2 separate regions of the Homo sapiens genome follow, and region 1 is linked to region 2. A link is a loop called in an ENCODE intact Hi-C map of the cell type or tissue named here. Cell type or tissue: psoas muscle. All regions are shown on one strand. Links, peaks and the distances in the headings refer to the core of each region. The heading gives the core; the rest is flanking DNA.

The links. A loop is a pair of places that touch in the nucleus more often than their neighbours do. Peaks named below come from ENCODE experiments on the same cell type or tissue, not always from the same donor. Only the 100,000 strongest peaks of a DNase experiment are listed, where the experiment ranks them.
Region 1: a loop joins it to region 2, with 2.2 times the contacts of the local background. A loop is called at or near these places in 3 of 110 quality-filtered maps.

What each region holds. Positions count from the first base shown.
Region 1 is chr17:75,617,537-75,622,536 of GRCh38, reverse strand. It overlaps MYO15B (myosin XVB), which reads right to left. Exons shown (of 64, transcript NM_001395058.1): 42 at 4,615-4,727; 43 at 4,352-4,411; 44 at 3,319-3,394; 45 at 3,061-3,179; 46 at 2,738-2,856; 47 at 2,517-2,658; 48 at 2,180-2,291; 49 at 1,901-2,070; 50 at 1,361-1,506; 51 at 1,129-1,192; 52 at 967-1,036; 53 at 457-533. Among named protein-coding and RNA genes, the nearest start is that of SMIM5, 13 kb to the left of the region's middle. In psoas muscle, for the core only: no CTCF peak of the experiment used is centred there; a DNase peak (open chromatin) is centred at 2,309.
Region 2 is chr17:75,537,110-75,549,752 of GRCh38, reverse strand. It overlaps LLGL2 (LLGL scribble cell polarity complex component 2), which reads right to left. Exons shown (of 26, transcript NM_001031803.2): 2 at 6,252-6,356. The coding sequence starts at 6,326. Among named protein-coding and RNA genes, the nearest start is that of LLGL2, 18 kb to the right of the region's middle. RefSeq lists enhancers at 4,245-5,047, 7,408-8,225. In psoas muscle, for the core only: no CTCF peak of the experiment used is centred there; no DNase peak of the experiment used is centred there.

The DNA.
Region 1 (5,000 bases), core at 1-5,000, 77 kb before region 2:
AGGCCTGTGGTGGCCTGGACCCACCATCCGCTCCCCATCCTCATCCTCCGTTCTCCCTGCAGCTCACTAGGCTCAGCCACGCTGGTCCCGGTGCGTGATGGTGCCGAGGCTTCCCCCCACATCTGAACTGTTGCCTGCCCTTCTCTGTCACCCCGTGCTCACTCCTTCCCTCCCTGTAGGAAGGCTTCTGCCACAAAGCCTTCTCCACTGCAGCAGCCCCTTCCCTGCATTCTTACTCTCCAGTGACCTCTCACTCCCAGACACATAAGTTATCTCATTGTAAGCACTGCAGAGACTTAGCCTGTTGGCTTCACAGCCACACCCCCCTGCACGCAATGGGTGCTCAGTAAATACTTTGGAATGATTTGAAGGACAGTGACCAAGAGAAGGGGATCTCCTTCAGGCCCAGACAGGAGGACAGGCACAGGCGCTGGGGGTCGCACAGCCCAGGCTTACCTTCAGCAGTTCATAGAGCAGATCCATCTCATCCTTGCCCCGGGGCTTGGACTGGTCACCCATAAACCGCATCAGGGCTGCAGGCACGATAAGAAACAGGGCACATAGCTGGGGCTGTGCTGGGGCTGGCCCCGGCTCATGCTGTTGCTGTGCAGGGCCTTCACCTGCCATCTGATGCCTCACTCTCAAAATGCATAGATGCCAGCCAGGGCAGCTGGTTGCAGCTCGACTCATGGGGAAACTGAGGCTCCTGGGTATCCAAGGCCCCACACAGCACATAGCATCCTCTGGACCCATGGACTGCCTTCCAACCCCAGACTCCACACAACCCACAACCCTTGAGTGGGAGTAGAAGCGGGTGAGGGCCCTGGGGTCCAGGAACCACCAGTGAGCTTCCCGGAGTTGGCAGACTGGGACAGAGCCAGGCAGAGCTCAAGGAGATAAGGGGACCAGACACCCAGGTTCATGGCACTGCAGACATGGGGACCCAGGATGCCTGTGGCCACTCACCCAGGAAGCTGGCTACAGCCAGCTTGCTCACATCATCACTGAGGCTGAGGAGCGACTCCTGGATGGGAGCCTGTGGCCAAAGAGAGGAGGCCATGGGTCTGGGGGGCCGTGGGGGTCAGAGGGCAGATCTACGGGCCAGACCCCTCCCTGCCTCTCTCCCACCTTGGTGTACTGCACCAGGCTGTCCGTGTCCTTTCCTGCGGCACCTCCATCAGTCTGGCCCAGCCTGTGGGGGGCAGAGGGAGACAGCCCAGCTTGTTTGGCCCTCCTGCCTTCATCCCAGCCAGCCAGGCAGGGAGAGTGCTAAGAGCACAGCCCAGTGGCTCTGAGCAGGGTGCTCTCTCTCAGGAAGACTGAGGACAGACAGGCACAGGGGTTGGCCCAGTGCACTCACAAGGCCTGGGACCTCCGGAAGTAACGCCGGGCGAATTCCTGCATGGTGTAGCTGTGGGAGTCGGGCAGAAAGGCATAGGCCACAGAGGACAGGCTGGTGGCCTCCGAGTCGTCACTGTGTGCCTGGCTCCAAGGGTGGGCAGGGCGCTGGGATCACAAGAAACCTGGTGCCACCTGAGTGTCCAGTGCCCTGTCCCAGGGGTCCTGCCCCAGCCCCATCCCTCCCCAGCCAGACACCAAAGGAGCAAGACCAGAAGCCAGGAAAGTGAAGAGCTGTTTATTAAGCATCTGCTGGGGCAGCCTTGAACTAAGTACCACGTGGGACACAAGAGCAGCATCCAGCCCAGCCCCTGCCTGCAAGGAGTGCACAGTCTTGCTGGAGAGACAAGGCGAGCCATCAGGAGCGGGCAGAGGGGCAGCCACAGGAGACGGACAGCAGGGTGGTCCCACCGCATGGCAGCCTCGGGAGTGGTCAAACCCCTTTCCTTCCTCAGTCTCAGGCAGGCCTTGCCTCTGCTTGTCCCTCTCCCATCTTCCTCACCTCTGAGGCCCTGTCCCACCGAGCCAGCCCTGGTTCCCCGTTGGACAGCTGACCCTTGTGCCAGCCACTCCTCTGCTCCTTGGAGAAGGAAAAGTCGGGAGCGGCAGCCGGCTGCACTATGTCGGCAGGAAAGAGTCCGGAACGGCCCCCGGCAGAGCCAAACTGCCAGCCTGGAAGGCACCCAGGGATGTGGCTCACCCACTGGACCCTCTGCCCCCGGGCAGCCTCTGCCAAGTGGATGCCCTCCCTGTGTGAGCCCCTGCCGGCCTCTGGCGATACCTGGCTCCAGGGTGGCCACCGGCAGCAGCTTGATGAGGTCCCCACGGTGGAAGCTGAGGAGGCTGCAGTTGTCAGTGATGTAGCTGCGCAGGGCGATGACATAGCCGGAGTCCTGTGGGCAAGCAGGCGAGGGCCTGGAGCAGCAAGTCTGCCTGTGCCTCCCTGTCCTGCCTGCCCACCTGCTCCCCCTGCTGGCCTGCCCCTCCACCTAGCACCCCAGACTTCCAGGGATTTGGCCCAAACTCCCAGCCCCTGCCCCCACAGGGAAGACGGACAGGGAGATGCAGCATCGGTGAGGGCTGTCTGCCCGGCCTCTCAACCCGTGCCCCACACTTACCTTCTTAAGCTCATTCAGGAATAGCTCAACCAGCGCCTCGATGGCCCTTGCCCGGGCTGTGTGCAGCACCAGCTGCTCGCTCTTCAGTGACAGCTCCAGGGTGGAGCCGCCCCGGCACTCCACACCCAGCACCTCCGCAAAGCTGCGCAGGGATCGGGCATGAACTGAGGTCACCTTGCCACCTGCCCCCACCTCTAGCCCAGGGTCGTGGGCTAGCGCACCTGTATGAGCAGAGAATCTTCAGCTGGTCGGGGCGGAGGCCGGGGCCTTGGGTCACCTTGAGCAGTCGCAGCCCACGGTGGGACACGGCTAACAGCTGCACGTCGCTGCCACTCTCGCCCTACAGGAAGGTGGTGGGTCTCGGGCAGTCTCCTGGGTCCTGCTACTGCCCAAGATGCCCTGGAGCTGCCCAGGGCCAGTGGCTGGGCTTTGTCCTTCCCCTGGCGTCTGCTCCCCGGCTCTCCTGCTTGTGGTCTGTGCCCATGCACCCCAGGATCCAGGCTGGGGGCCTGGCATCCCTACTCCCTACCCCAGCGCCACTGACCGAGACAGGAAAGAAGCGGGAGAAGTAATTGGCCCAGTTGTCCCGAGCGGCCACCACGATGCGCTTCTTGACGCTGTCTTCGGTGGTGGTGAGAGAATCCAGGTCCACCTCCAAGCCTCCTGTGGGCAGGAAGGACCCAGGCTGCCCTCTGCTCACACAGAGGGGGCTCTAGAGTTTGCTCCCATGCTGCTCCCTCCTTCAGGGCAGGCGCGGCCCCCAGCACTCAAGCTCCCAACTCCATGGTCCCTGGACCCATACCCAGCAGGTCTTTCATTTTCCGCCGCTCATTCTGGGAAATCCGGATACAGGACTCGGAGAAGGTGTCCCGTAGGATCTGGGGGCAGAGCGAGGTGGTCACCACCAGGTCCTGAGACAGAGCCCACCCCCAGAGCAGCCATCCACATGCATGAAGGAAAACCTGAGGAGGCCGATGGAGGGCGCCCTGGCCCCCATGGCCTGTGTGCTCAGCAGAGGGCCTAGGTGGGGCAGGGAGGGATGGAGGGCTTGGGCCACCTCCATTCACACGTCTCACCTGTCCCCTCCCCTGCAACTGCCAGCCCTCCCTTTTCACTCACTGCCCAGAGACCCCGTGGTAACTGCCCTTGGATCAGCCCAGATACAAGATTGTTCGGGGCAGGGGGCAGGTGCTACTGCAGAATTAGGGGGAACAGAGGCTCACTCCTGGGAGCGTTCAGAGGTGGCAAAGTGACAACCATTTATTAAGTACCTACTGTGTGCTAGAGCCTGTGTTGTGCACTGTACGCACTTTGCTTTTAAACTTTATCTATAAAACTAGATGAATAATGGTCCCTACTTCTTGTTGTTGTTGAGACACAGTCTCGCTCTGTCACCCAGGCGGGAGTGCAGTGGCACAATCTCGGCTCACTACAACCTCTGCCTCCCGGGTTCAAGCAATTCTCCTGCCTCAGCCTCCCAAGTAGCTGGGGTTACAGGTGCGTGCCACCACGCCTGATTTTTGTATTTTTAATAGACATGGAGTTTCACCATGTTGGCCAGACTGGTCTCGAACTCCTGACCTCATGATCCACCTGCCTTGGCCTCCCAAAGTGCTGGGATTACAGGCATGAGCCACCGCACCTGGCCATGGTCCCTACTTCTCAGGAATGTTGTGAAGGTTCAATGAAGGCAGGTCTGGGCACACAGAAGTGCCCCCCAGTGCTGGCTGCCAACATGCCCTACGTGGTGTTAACCTGGCCCAGCCATTAGACAAAGGGCACGAAGGATGCTGTCTCTGCAGATGTCTCAGGCTGGCAGGTGGGCCAGCTCTCACCTGCTCACAGAGGAGCCTCAGGTAGTAGGGATGGCTGAAGTTCTCCCGTGGGTAGAACACCTGGAGGAGGGCACAGAAGGGCAAAGATCGGTGGGTCTGGTGCCTCTTCCCAGCAAGCCTCTGCCCTCCCAGGCCTGGAAAATCAGCCTTGAGATGGTGGGCTGTGGGGAGGGGATGCTGGGGTCCCAGGCTGGGATGCACAAAGCCTGCCGCCTCCCTGCCAGCCCAAAGAGGCCAGGCCAAGGCCCCACCCTCATGCCCACCTCCTTGCGTAGGAACAACTTCCAGGGCGTGCCGGTGTAGGAGAAGCACACGCTGCCAGAGGGCGCGAGTAGCTGGGTGGAGACCCCCTGGTCCTCCACGGGCTGTGTCAAGCCTGGCAGAGAGGAGGGGGTGAGGAGCCTCAGTGAGGGGCTGCAGAGCCAGAGTGATGGGGGCACGGGAGGGAAGACCTTCATCCCCACGAGCCTTCCAAGGGCCCGGCTCTCCCAACCTCCAGCTGCCTTACTCCTTCCATGGCACCATCTCCTGCCTCCATTTTGGGCCCTAAACTTTCCCTGGCGTCCGTGAGGCTCGTGGGTCTTCTATGACCATGTCAGCCAGGGCCACTAACTTCCTCACAGAGCTGTCGGGTATGTGTCAGGGACAA
Region 2 (12,643 bases), core at 4,328-9,327:
TCCCTGGCACTCCTCAGGGGGTGGGAAGGAGGCAGTGGTGGGCACCAGGCCCTCAGAGGCTGCCCAGCACCTTGGGGGAGCACTCCTGCCTGGCCGGGCCACTCTGCCCGATACTGGCTGGGTGTGGCCAGCTCAGATTCCTGGCAGTGGCGGCAGCCTGGCCCTCCCTGTGTGGCTGCTGTCACCTGACACCAGGGGCCCAGCCATTCGAAAGCCAATACAGAACAACCTGGCCCTCCGCAGGGGCTGCTGGGTCAGGAACACACTGTTTGTTCAGGGCCTAAGGGGACAGAGGAGGGTGGGCACGGGCAGGGAAGGCCCAGGCAGGTGCTTCTGCGGCAGCCGGGCAAGCACAGCAGCCTGTTTGCCCTGATGGGTGTGGCTGCTTGGGGTGTGCCTGGGTTTGGCCGAGGGGAGCGAGCTGGCTGTGAGCAGTTGTCTAGGAACGGGTTTTACCTTGACTTCTCCAGCAGCACTTCCTCCCTCCCGAGGTCCCATGGTTCCTTCCCTTGGTCCTCAGTGGCCCTGTCCTGGTGCTGCAGCTGACTTGTCTGTCTGTCCATCCCTCCAATAGGCTTGACGGCCCACCATATATAGCAAACAGTTACTTCACTGGTGAAGTAACTGAGGTGTGAAGGGAGGTGAAGCCACCACTCTAAGGCCACACAGCCAGACCACAGGTGAAACCAGGACATCCTCACCCCAGCCAGTGCCCCTGCCCCGGATAAGCTCCAGCTGTGCAAGCCCTGGGGGCCTTAGTCTCCTCCCCTGCAGAATGGAAGCAACACCCATCCTGAGTTGTTGTGAGGGTGACACCACAACAAGGCAAGTCCTGGTAAGGCGTCGACCTGTGTCAGGCACCGTTTGAAGCAATTACACTCCCTTAGGGATCATTATGATGCTGTTGGAACTCAGGACATACCACCCCAAAATACCACTGTAGGAGACCAGAATGGGCTACCCCAAAGTATACTTCTTTGGCTTTTTTTTTTTTTTTGAGACAGAATCTCACTCTGTCACCCAGGCTGGAGTGCAATGGCGCGATCTTGGCTCACTGCAACCTCCGCCTCCCAGGTTCAAGTGATTCTCCTGCCTCAGCCTCTCAAGTAGCTGGGATTACAGGTGTGCGCCACCATGCCCGGCTAGGCTGATCTCGAACTCCTGACCTCAGGTGATCTACCTGCCTCAGCCTCCCAAACTGCTGGCATTGCAGGCAGGAGACACGGCGCCCGGCCACTTCTTTGGCATACTTTGAGCTGGTTATTCTCAGAAAGTGCAGACATGGGAGTAGCTCTGAAAAGCTGTCCTTTAGCCGGGCGTGGTGGCACATGCCTGTAATCCCAGCTATGTGGGAGGCTGAGGCTGGAGAATCCCTTGAACCCGGGAGGCAGAGGTTGCAGTGAGCTGAGATGGTACCATTGCACTCCAGCCCGGGCAACAAGAGCTAAACTCCGTCCAAAAAAAAAAAAAAAAGGAAAAAAAAAATTGTCCTTCTGTAAAATAAATTTACATCCACAAAGGAAAGCTACATTAGTCAAGTACAGGCGGAATATCCCTCATCTAAAATGATTGCGAATAGAGGGTTTTAGATTTCAGAATCTTTTGGGTTTCGGAATATTTGCATTATACTTACCGGTCGAGCATCCCAAATCCAAACTTTCAAAATCTGAAACGCTCCAGTGAGCATTCCCTTTCAGTGTCATGTTGGCACTTCAAAAACTCAGATTTTGGAGCATTTCGGATATCAGATTTTCTGATCATGTATGCTCAATCCATATCTGTATCAGGAAGAAGGCTGCTCCAAGGCAACTTTTATTACCCAGGACCTTCTCTGCATAACAAGACAACCTTCATTCACCTACACTTCCTCCCCTCACCTTCCTGTAACCTGGTCACATTCCACCCCAGTCCTCATTTTTTTTTTTTTTGAGACAGGGTCTCACTCTGTCACCCAGGCTAGAGTGCAGTGGCATGATCTCGGCTCACTGCAATCTCCGCCTCCAGGGTTCAACTGATTCTCTTGCCCCAGCCTCCCTAGTAGCTGAGACTACAGGCGTGTGCCACCACACCCAACTGATTTTTGTATTTTTAGTAGAGATGGGGTTTCGCCATGTTGGCCAGGCTGGTCTCTAACTTCAGACCTCAAGTGATCCACCCACCTCAGCCTCCCAAAGTGCTGGGATTACAGGCATGAGCCACTGCGCCCCGCCTCTCGTCAATTTAATTCATAGCCCAGCCAAAGAACCTAGAAGGCTGGAGGGAAGCCAGTTTTTGCTCCCCTACAATGCCCATTTTACAGATGAGGAAACTAAAGAACAGAGAGGCTAAGTAATGCGTCCACTGTGTCTTACACAGTGAGGAAGCATCAGAGCCCGCATCTAGACCCAGGTCATGTGGCTGCAAAGTCCCTGCCCCTAACCACTACCTGGCCCCTCTGATGCCTGGCACATAGCCCTCGGTGAACTGGAGTTACCGCTCTGACAGCCAGTTCCTGGCAGAGTTCAGAGACTGTTCGCAATCACAGATCCTCTGGAAGTACTGAAGCCAAAGAAACAAGACGTCTCCCTCTCAGGACCCCCGGGGCGATGTCCTTGCTCTCTTTGAGGCATCGGGCTTGGTGTGGGTATAAAGGAGTTGAGCCAAAAGGTGTTGGACAAAAAGGCCAGAACTGGTTCAGAAGCCAGTGTCTACAAGCCACCTGGGGTCGAGCTGTGATGGCGCCACTGTCCCAGCTGTCACAGTACCCAGCAGACTGGCCTTCCAGGACCACTGGAAGAGATGACCTGAGTTGCCAGCATGAACACTGTCTGGGGCCTGACCCTCGCCTACACCAACAGCCCACGTGCCGCTCCAGGCTCCAGCCCTGGGTATCCCACCGTCCGCTGGACCTGCCCTCCGCCTGTCTGCTGGACCTGCCCTCCGCCTGTCTGCTGGACCTGCCCTCCGCCTGTCTGCTGGACCTGCCCTCCGTCTGTCTGCTGGACCTGCCCTCCGCCTGTCTGCTGGACCTGCCCTCCGCCTGTCTGCTGGACCTGCCCTCCGTCTGTCTGCTGGACCTGCCCTCCGCCTGTCTGCTGGACCTGCCCTCCGCCTGTCTGCTGGACCTGCCCTCCGCCTGTCTGCTGGACCTGCCCTCCGCCTGTCTGCTGGACCTGCCCTCCGCCTGTCTGCTGGACCTGCCCTCCGCCTGTCTGCTGGGCCTGTCCCAAGGCTCCCCCAACTCAACCTCAAGCCACATGACACCCACCACAGAACGATGCTGCCGGACACTGCAGCCGCCAGCCAGACGTGGCCTTCGATTCGTGCAGGAACTCATGTAGTCCTCACACCAACTCTATGGATGGAGTGGCTCTGATTATCATTATCTCAGAGGCATGTGACCTGCTCAAGGTCACACAGCTGGCGAGCCGGGCAGTCGGCACCACTCACCTCTGGGCAAGCTGCCTCTCCAAAAATGGAGAGCACTGTTGTTGCGATTGTGTCCAAATCAAAACGATCAAAATACATTACTTTTCCTCAAATCTGTTCTTCGCCACTCCTGGCCTGGGCTCCCCCTCCCAAGGCCTGGCACCACCACCTACCCAGGTCAGAGACTTCACGGTCATCCTGCACACCCGCCTCCCCTCCCCATCCCCTCCCTCTTTACTGCCCCATCAGCAGATCTCAGCCCTGAATAGTTCTCTATTCCATGGGTCTCAAACCAGGAGCGATTTTACCCCTCAGGAAACATTCTTGGTTGTCACATCTTGACAGGCTGTGTGTGTATGTATGTGCTACTGGCATCTAGTGGGTAGGACTAGGGACACTGCTAAATAATCTACAACGCACAGGACAGCCTCCGCAGCACAGCCAGCCTCAAATATCATCTGTGAGTGCTGAAGTTGAGAAACCCTGCTCAATTCATGCCTCGTTCCCATCCCCACTGGCTGGGCTTCCAGTCCCTTCCTTCTGGGCTGTCACCTATCTTAGTCGGGGCAATGTCTCCTAACTGCTCTGAGCTTACCTGCCTTGCCCAAAGGGTAAAAACATCTCCAGGTTTATCTTTCCTACATTGTAAATGGGACCACTATTCACTCCCTTGCTCACAACCCCTGGAGCCGCAGGGTCAGATCAGGCCCAGATACCAGCAGCCTCCCTGCTTCACAGCCTGGGCTGGGGAGGGGCAGGGCAGACGGGATCCCAAATCCTCTGGGATCTGGCCTCATCCTCCAATCCCACCCTGCTGGCCCCACCACACTCCCCGAGCCGGATGAGTCTACCCCGCTCCTGAATCCCCTGGGCTCTCCCCTTCCTCCTCTCCACTTCCAAGGCCTGAAATTTCAGGCCATCAGCCTCCTCCCTCCTGCAGACTGTAAAAGTGGAGGGCAGAGGCCTAATCAGATTCCCATAGCCCTGAGCCTTGGGCTGTGGATCCAGTAAGTGCTCAATGCATGCTTCTTGCATATGAATGGAAAGAAGAAGGCAGAGCAGGAGACCCAGGAGCCTCCCTCTGCCACCCCCAGGCCTGGGAGTGGGACAATCAAGTTTGGGGATCACCCCTGGGGGATAGGGGAAAGAAGAAGGGACAACTCCTTGCCCCAGCTCCACCCTAGCCTCACTCAGCTGCACAGACAGAACTTGGTGCAAGGGGGCAGGGGTAGGGGGGTGTTCAGCCCTATTTGCTGAGCCTGTCAGGTTTCTGCCACCTTTTCAAAGCGAAAGACTGGAGGCAGATGGGGGTCACTCAGTTCCCTTCCATCTCCCGTGGACACCGAAGCTTTGAGACCCAGCACCCATAGGCTACTCCCTCCAGAGCAAGGGTAGCAGGCTGTAGGTGTCCTGAGATCTCCCATTCCCAACACCTGCACCCCCATATCCCAAGGCCCAAAAGCGAGCTGGCAGGAGGCACGTTGGGATAGGAAAGCCCTAATTCCAGAGGCAAATGTCCTCGTGGCAAAGCTCCATCAGGGACACCAACTCCTCCCACAGGCTAAGAAACACAGAGAGAAATGGCAGGGCACATTGGGAGCGCTGACCCACCTCTCCCAACGGGGAGGTCAGGGAGGTCCCTCCACCCCACGACCCACCTCTCCCAACAGGGAGGTCACGGAGATCCCCTCCAGCCCACAGCAGCAGCCAGCATTCCTGGGCCACTGTGCCTAGCACTTAAGTTACCTCACCCCACGTACGCCCTTAACAAGCCTATGGTGTGGGCGACAGGCACACGGCCATCCAGCTTCTATGTGGCAAAGTTGGGTTTGCACCTGGGCAAGCTGACTTCTACAGTTCTCAAATCAATAACAAAAATACAACCAAAGAGACTTCCTCATTCTCCACAGGGAGACATCCCTTTTCCAGACTGTCTGGTCTCACATCCACTGCTTCCTTTCGGGGGCAGGGGAGCCCAAACGGAAGCCCCCAACGAAAGCCACATGTCCTGCCCTCAGCATATTGGGAGGGTCCTGGCTCCCCGGGGGAAGAGGATCACAGTGTCCCAGTTCCTGCAGCCCACCTTCCCAGCAGAGGCGCAAAGCAGAGGTGAGAAGATCATTACCTCACAAGGCCCCACACTGCTTGGTGGCCCGGGAGCTGAAGAGCCACACTGCACGCCTCCTGCGTACAGGCCCGTCCTGACCTTCTCAGGCCCCAGACTCCTGAAGGGAAGCCCCGTGGGCCTTCTGGTACCCCGGATACAGGTTTGGGATTGGGGTAGTCCGAGGCCAACTCCGGCTCATTCTCCTGGGCACCTCTCCCCACTCACCCCGGCCGGAGCCAGAAGGAATCACGTGTTCAGCCTGCAGGGGAGCTGCATTTTCCTTCAGGGGCAATTTGAGAAGGGAGAAACAGCCATGGCCTGTGACTCCAGGGCCCCAAGGGACCTGGAACATTATCACCCCCTGAAGAGTTCATCCTTTCATCTCCCACGTCCCTAAACCTCCTTGACAACCCTGTGCCGAGGTAGACATGGCAGATCGTTTTATTCCCATGATACAGGTAGGGAAACTGAGGCTCCATGAGGTGGAGTGACTTGCAGAGGTCACACAGCCAGTGAAAGCCTTCAGATGAGAAGTCCCAACTCATGAGGGCAACCTATTCCCCTTTTCTATAAAAGCCCTTTAACCAGGCCCCATTTCCAAAGTCTGAGTCCCAAGAGGCACTGCAGGCAGTCACATAAGAGCTATACCTTAATCCAGGTAAGAGGTGCCTCAGCCCCAGCCTGAGCTGCTTGGCCGAAAACCTGGGGGTCATCTTCCCTGCTCTCCCTAACTTACCTTGTTAAACTGGAACAGGTCCCGCTTGAGCCTCTCCCGCACAGGGTCATGCCCTGGCCTCAGGAACCGCCTCATTTTGCTTAGTCTGCAGCCCCCACTGGAGACCTGGAGAAACAGAAGGAGCTGCAGGGGTCTGTCCTGGCACTCAGGTATCGATTAGGCCCGGCCCAAACAGGTGGAGCAGGGCCTCTCTCTCCAAGTCCAGTAGGCTGCCACCCCGGGGCCAGGCCAGCTTCACAGTGACCGCCCATGCACCCTGGCTTCCCCACGCTCAGATCTAGAGGCCGGCCCACCTCAGGGCTGAAGGCTGTCACCACCTGTGGCCTTATAATGGGGGTAGGAAAAGCTGGGGGAGGAAGCCATTTAGCCTGGCTTTATAAGCACAAGGAGGGCCGGCGGGCCCTGAGGTTAATTAGCTTAATTGTTAACCTGTTTTCTGAGAAACCATGAAACTCCAGCTAAGCAGAAAGGGAAACTTCGCAAGCCTCTTCCTCCAAAGTCTTGTGGAAGGTAGAAACACCAAGGCCATCCTTCCCAGATCAGAGCCCAAGTCGGGGCAGGGGAGAGGCCTGCAGTGACTCCAGGCCAGGGCACCGGGCAGATGCTTCCTCCTTCTGACCTCGGGGAAGGCTGTCCAGGGACTCTCGGCCTCAGCCTCTCCAACCAGCCACAGCCATGAGAAACTCAAGTGGGCACGGGTGGCACAGAGCACTCGGTCAGGGGGTGCTGGCCCATGCCACCGTGCCTGGGGTCTCTGCCGGTCCCCTCCCCTCTCTCTGGCTAGCCCCAGTCCAGCTTCCCTGTGCGCTCATGGGCTGTGCTCAGAAAGGTTCTCTTTCCCACGGGCCCTAGTGGAGAATAATCAGGAGGAATCTGCTCCCAATAAAGAAACCAGCTCAAGGCCCCTAAACTCTCCGCCCACCATAGAATCCATTCCCAGCCCAAGGGGAAACCATTTCTGGATTATCCTTGGGGGAAGGGGAAGGAGCCTCTGTGCTCCAGCTTCTGGCTTCCAGTAGCTCAGCCTCCTGCTGACCACAGGACAGCAAGGCCCGTCCTTGGGAAACACAGACCCTGGGCACAGCTCCGTCCACTCCCAGCAGGATGGGGGAAGGAAGCAGATCCAGGCCGCACCCTGGAGGCGCGTGCTCCAGGCAGGGACAGGTAGAGACAGGGCAGCCCAGTGTTGAGTGCTTTGACTGCAGGAGGGAGAGGGAACACCTGGCCCGAAGTGGGAGGCAGCTTAGATACCTTCGAGAAGAAGGTATCTAAGCTGAGGTTTGAAGGATTTCGCGTTCTTGGGAGGTGGCAAAAATTAACCATCAGGTCAGGACTTTGCATATGATAGGATCCCATGTAATCTGGGCAGCGTGGGAGAAGGTAGGTAACGTGCGTGGCAGAGTTGGGGGTGTCTTCGGGCAGAGGAACCGAGGGCTTGCTGTGCTGGGAGGGTGACCCGATTTTACAAAATCGCACTGTAAAAAATGGCAGTCTTGTAATCCCAGCACTTTGGGAGGCGGAGGCAGGTGGATCACCTCAGGTCAAGAGTTTGAGACCAGCCTGGCCAACATGGTGAAACCTCGTCTCTACTAAAAATACAAAAAGTTAGCCGAGTGTGGTGGCAGACGCCTGTAATCCCAGCTACTTGGAAGGCTAAGGCAGGAGAATTGCTAGAACCCAAGAGGCGGAGGTTGCAGTGAGCCAAGATCAGGCCATTGCACTCCGGCCTGGGCAACAGAGCAAAAACAGTATCTCAAAAAAAAAAAAAAAAAAAAAAAAAAAAAAAGCAGAGCCACATCCCCCTTGAGTGAAAGGATCTGCACGGTCAGTTATCTCAAAACCGAATACCAGGAACCAGCCCCCAGAGCGCTGTCACCTTCTGGGGAAACTGAAAAAGGGGGTCATTCCGGGATGTTCCTGCCTTCACATTTTGGAGGAGTCAGACCAGAGGTGGGGATCCCACTTTGCTGGGGAAGAGCAGGTGGCCGGGAAACTCCTAGGGCCCACTTGATCCAAGGTCCCAAGGGGGTTCAGAGAACAGGCACCGGCTGGGAAAGCCCCAAGGGCTTCTGGAATGGAAGTGAGGGGACACCCAGATCTGCTGGCCCAGCATTGCAGCCTGGGGGAGGGCAGCTCACACTCATAAACCAGTTGGACTCCTGGAGGGCTCACACCCCCACCCGGGGCCCAGGCCAAGGTCACTGGGTCAGAAGTCAGAGGAAGCTTGGTGGGGGCTCCCTGGAGAGTGACCACTGCCTGCAGACTCCAGGGAGGGGACAAGAGGGCACAGGGCCATCCGTGCCAAAGACTCCACACAGGCTTAAAAGTGACAAGGCAGAACTGGGGGCTGGGAGGAGGTGCCAGTAGGAAGGAGGAAGACAGGGTGTAGCAATGGCATCAGGAGGGCGTGGACACTGAGCACCACCCACCCACCCAAATGCTCCCTGGGGCACCTGCTGTGCAGTAGGGAGTGAGTGTACCAGACCCTCTGCATCCTATTCCATTTAAAACATTTTGCTCAAGTAATCTGTGCCCATTGTAGAAAAACCAAATACAGACAAGAAAATCCTCCCTAAACCCCAGCATCCAGAGAGTCACAGTCATGGGTCGCTGAATGTCCTGGCCATCTCCTTTCCTTGGCACTGTGTGAGTTTGTGAGCGTGGAGCCCCTCACACCACCCTGATCTGGGAAGCCATCTGAAAGGTAAGCAGAACGTCCCCACTAGACAGGCAAGGAAACAGACCACAGCAGCAAAACACCCTGTCAAGGTCACCAAGTAGGAAGCGGCAGAACTCGGACTGGACCCCAAGTCAGAAGGGCTGTGGGTAGCAGTGATGGATGGATAATACAGAACAAAGGATGCCCAATGACACCCTTGCAATTAAGAGGCAGGGACACGCACAGACACGCTCCCAGATGCTGGCAGCTCAGAGCCGACCCGGCAGTCTGGGGCCTGGGGACTGGCCGCTGCTGACAGGGTGCTGGCGAGGTCTGGCTGGGCAGGGCTGGTGGCCTTGTGTGGACCTGCTGCTCTTCCCACACGGGGCTGGGACCTCATGGGCATGGGGTGATGGAGCCAGGAGGACCAAGGCAGGGTGGGCATGGTATCCCCTCACTCCAATCAACCCACTGCCCAGGTCAAGGCATGGAAAAGCACCACGCTTCCTTGAAGAGGGGGCTGGTCTAGACCTGGCGGGCCTCACCTCCAGGTGGCTCCTCAGCTCCCCACCCCAGACAAGCAGGTTCTCTGCAGAGAAACTTCAGGAAGCCAGGCCTAGAGACGCCTGGTATGAACAGATCCTGCCTACTCAGCCCATTCCTGGAGGGAGCCAGGGGTTGTAAGGGAAAGAGCCCTGGGCTAGGGGCCAACAGGCCAGGGCTCACCATCACAGCACCGCATAGCTCCCCCAAGCCACATGGCCTCCAGAGACAGCTCCTCTGTAAAGGGGGATGGCACTCCCTCCCACACAGATCCTGTAGAAGGAGCAAGAGCTTGGCATGGAGCAGACACTGTCCTAGGAAAGGGATACAGCAGTGACAGGGGAGCAACAGACACTTCACAGGACACAAATCAGAAAATGGGATGATTTCCAACCAGCCGCAGTAACTCACACCTGTAATCCCAGCACTCTGGGAGGCCGAGGCGGGTGGATCACTTGAGGTCAGGAGTTCGAGACCAGCCTGGGTCAACATGGTGAAACCCCGTCTCTACTAAAAATACAAAAATTAACTGAGTCTGGTAGTGTGCTCCTGTAGTTTCAGCTACTCAGGAGGCTGAGGCAGGAGAATCACTTGAACCTGGGAGGTGGAGGTTACAGTGAGCTGAGATCGCACCACTGCACTCCAGTCTGGGTGACGGAGTGAAATTCTGTATAAAAAAAAAAAAAAAAAAGTAACCAGAAAATGGGATGATTTCTGACAGAGGTCAGGACTATCTCTGATCAAAAAAAAGAGATGGGCTGGGCACGGTGGCTCACTCCTATAATCCCAGCACTTTGGGAGGCCAAGGTGGGAGGATCACTTGAGCCTAGGAGCTGGAGACGACCAGCCTGGGCAACATAGTGAGACCCTGTCTCTAAAAAAAAAAGGAAAGGACATTTTTTCAAATTTACATGGAACAATAAAAATTTTGAAAAGAAAGGAGGGCTGGGCACAGTGGCTCATGCTTGTAATCCACTTTGGGAGGCTACGGTGGGAGGATCACTTGAGCTCAGGAGTTCAAGACCAGCCAGGGCAACATAGGGAGACCCTATCTCTAAAAATAATAAAAACAAAATTAGCTGGGCATGGTGGCATGCACCTGTGGTCCCAGCCACTCAAAAGGCTAAGGTGGAAGGATTGCTGAGCCTGGGAAGTTGAGGCTGCAGTGAGCTATGAACCCACCACTGTACTCTAGCCTAGGTGACAGAGCGAAACTCTGTCTCAAAACAAACAAAAAGGATTAGCCAGGCATGGTGTCAAGCACCTGTGGTCCCAGCTACTTGGGAGGCTGAGGCGGGAAGATCAGTGGAGCCCAGGAGTTTGAGGCTGCTGTGAGCTATGACTGTACCACTGCACTCCAGCCTGGGCCACAGAGCGAGACTCTTGTTTCTAAAAAAAAGAAAAAGAAAGAAAAAGAGGATGCGAAGATCCAGCAACTAGGCTTTGGTGGCCAACAGGTCTCAGTGACCATTCCCTTGTCAGAGCCTGTGCGTTCCCTGTTCCTACTGCCTGGGTCACTTTCCTCCAGATACCTTCACGCCCTCCCCGACCTGAAGCTGCAATCTCCTGGGATGTTCTCTCTCCCTCCCTGCACCGCTTTTCTCCTTGGACCTGGCCACGTTTGGACACACTGAATAGCTTACTTATTAATCTTGTTGATTACCTGTGGAATCCCCCACAAGCAGCAGCTTTCTTTTTCCCATTCAAGACCTTTTGTCCTTTTATTCACTGCTGTATCCGAGTGCACACAGCGAGTCCTCACTCGTTATCTGTTGAATGAATGAATGAACAGAGGAGGCGAGGTCTCCACTGAGACTGACTGGTGGGAAGGGGCCAGCCACAGACAACTTGGGGCACAGTGTGTTAGGCAGAAGGAACAACAGCTGCAAAGCCTCAAGATGAGAGAGGCTTCTATGTTTCAGGATGAAGACAAGTGGGGGGCCCAATGCAGAGATCTGTGCAGATGACATGAGAGAGATGACAAAGTGGGCCTCCTGAGCTGTCCTAGGCAGGGACCTGATGGGGCCTGCCCACCCCCCGTTCCCTCCTCCATGTCACTGGCCCTCTCTCCTTGGCCCTGTTGGCTGCTCCATCTACTCAGCCCCACCCTGGCCCCATTCACTATGGTCCCTGCCATTCTCTGTCTGAAATACCTTCTTGCCCCCTCAATCAGCCCGGCCCCCCTTCCAGGCTGGGCGAGGTGGCTCACGCCTGTAATCCCAGCAGTTTGGGAGGCCAAGGCGGGCTGATCACTTGAGGCCAGGAGTTTGAGACTAGCTTGGCCAACACAGCAAAACCTCATCTCTACTAAAAAGACAAAAAATTAGCCAGGTATGGTGACGGGCACCATGTGGTCCCAACTACTCAGGAGGCTGAGGCAGGAGAATTGCTTGAACCCAGGAGGCGGAGGCTGCAGTGAATCGAGATTGTGCCACTGTAATACAGCCGGGGCAACAGAGAGAGACTGTCTCAAAAAAAAAAAAAAAAAAAGGTCACCTTCCAAAAAGCCTTCCCATCTGAACCCATCCTGACCATTCTCCGAGTCCTAGGAGGCTGGGAGGCTGTCCCTGTCCACCATGGTTTTAAGGGATTTTTTTTTTTTGGAGATGGAGTCTCGCTCTGTCGCCCAGGCTGAAGTGCAGTGGTGTAATCTTAGCTCACTGCAACTGTGTTTCCCAGGTTCAAGCAATTCTCCTGCCTCAGCCTCCCAAGTAGCTGGAATTACAGGTGTCCACCACCATGCCTGGCTAATTTTTTTGTTATTTTTAGTAGAGCTGTGGTTTTCACCATATTGGCCAGGCTGGTCTCGAACTCCTGATCTCAAGTGATCTGCCCACCTCGGCCCCACAAAGTGCTAGGATTATAGGCGTGAGCCACCGCACCCAGCCTGGGATCATTTTATCCTAAGGGGTAAAGGGACCATTTTATCTCAGAGTCCTGAGAATGGTCAAGATGGGTTCAGATGGGGAAGAAACACACCTTAGGATAAAATGATCCATTGAAACCATGGTGGACAGGGACAGCCTCCCAGGCTCATGCATGTCTCCTGGCCTTGATGTGCTGTTTATTAAGCTGTCAGAAAAAATCAGAAGCAACCTAAATGGCCCACAACAGGGGATGGGTGAAGTGTGCTCAGGCCTATGACAAAAGGCTTCCAGTCATTAAAAGGAATAAAAGGGCCGGGCGCTGT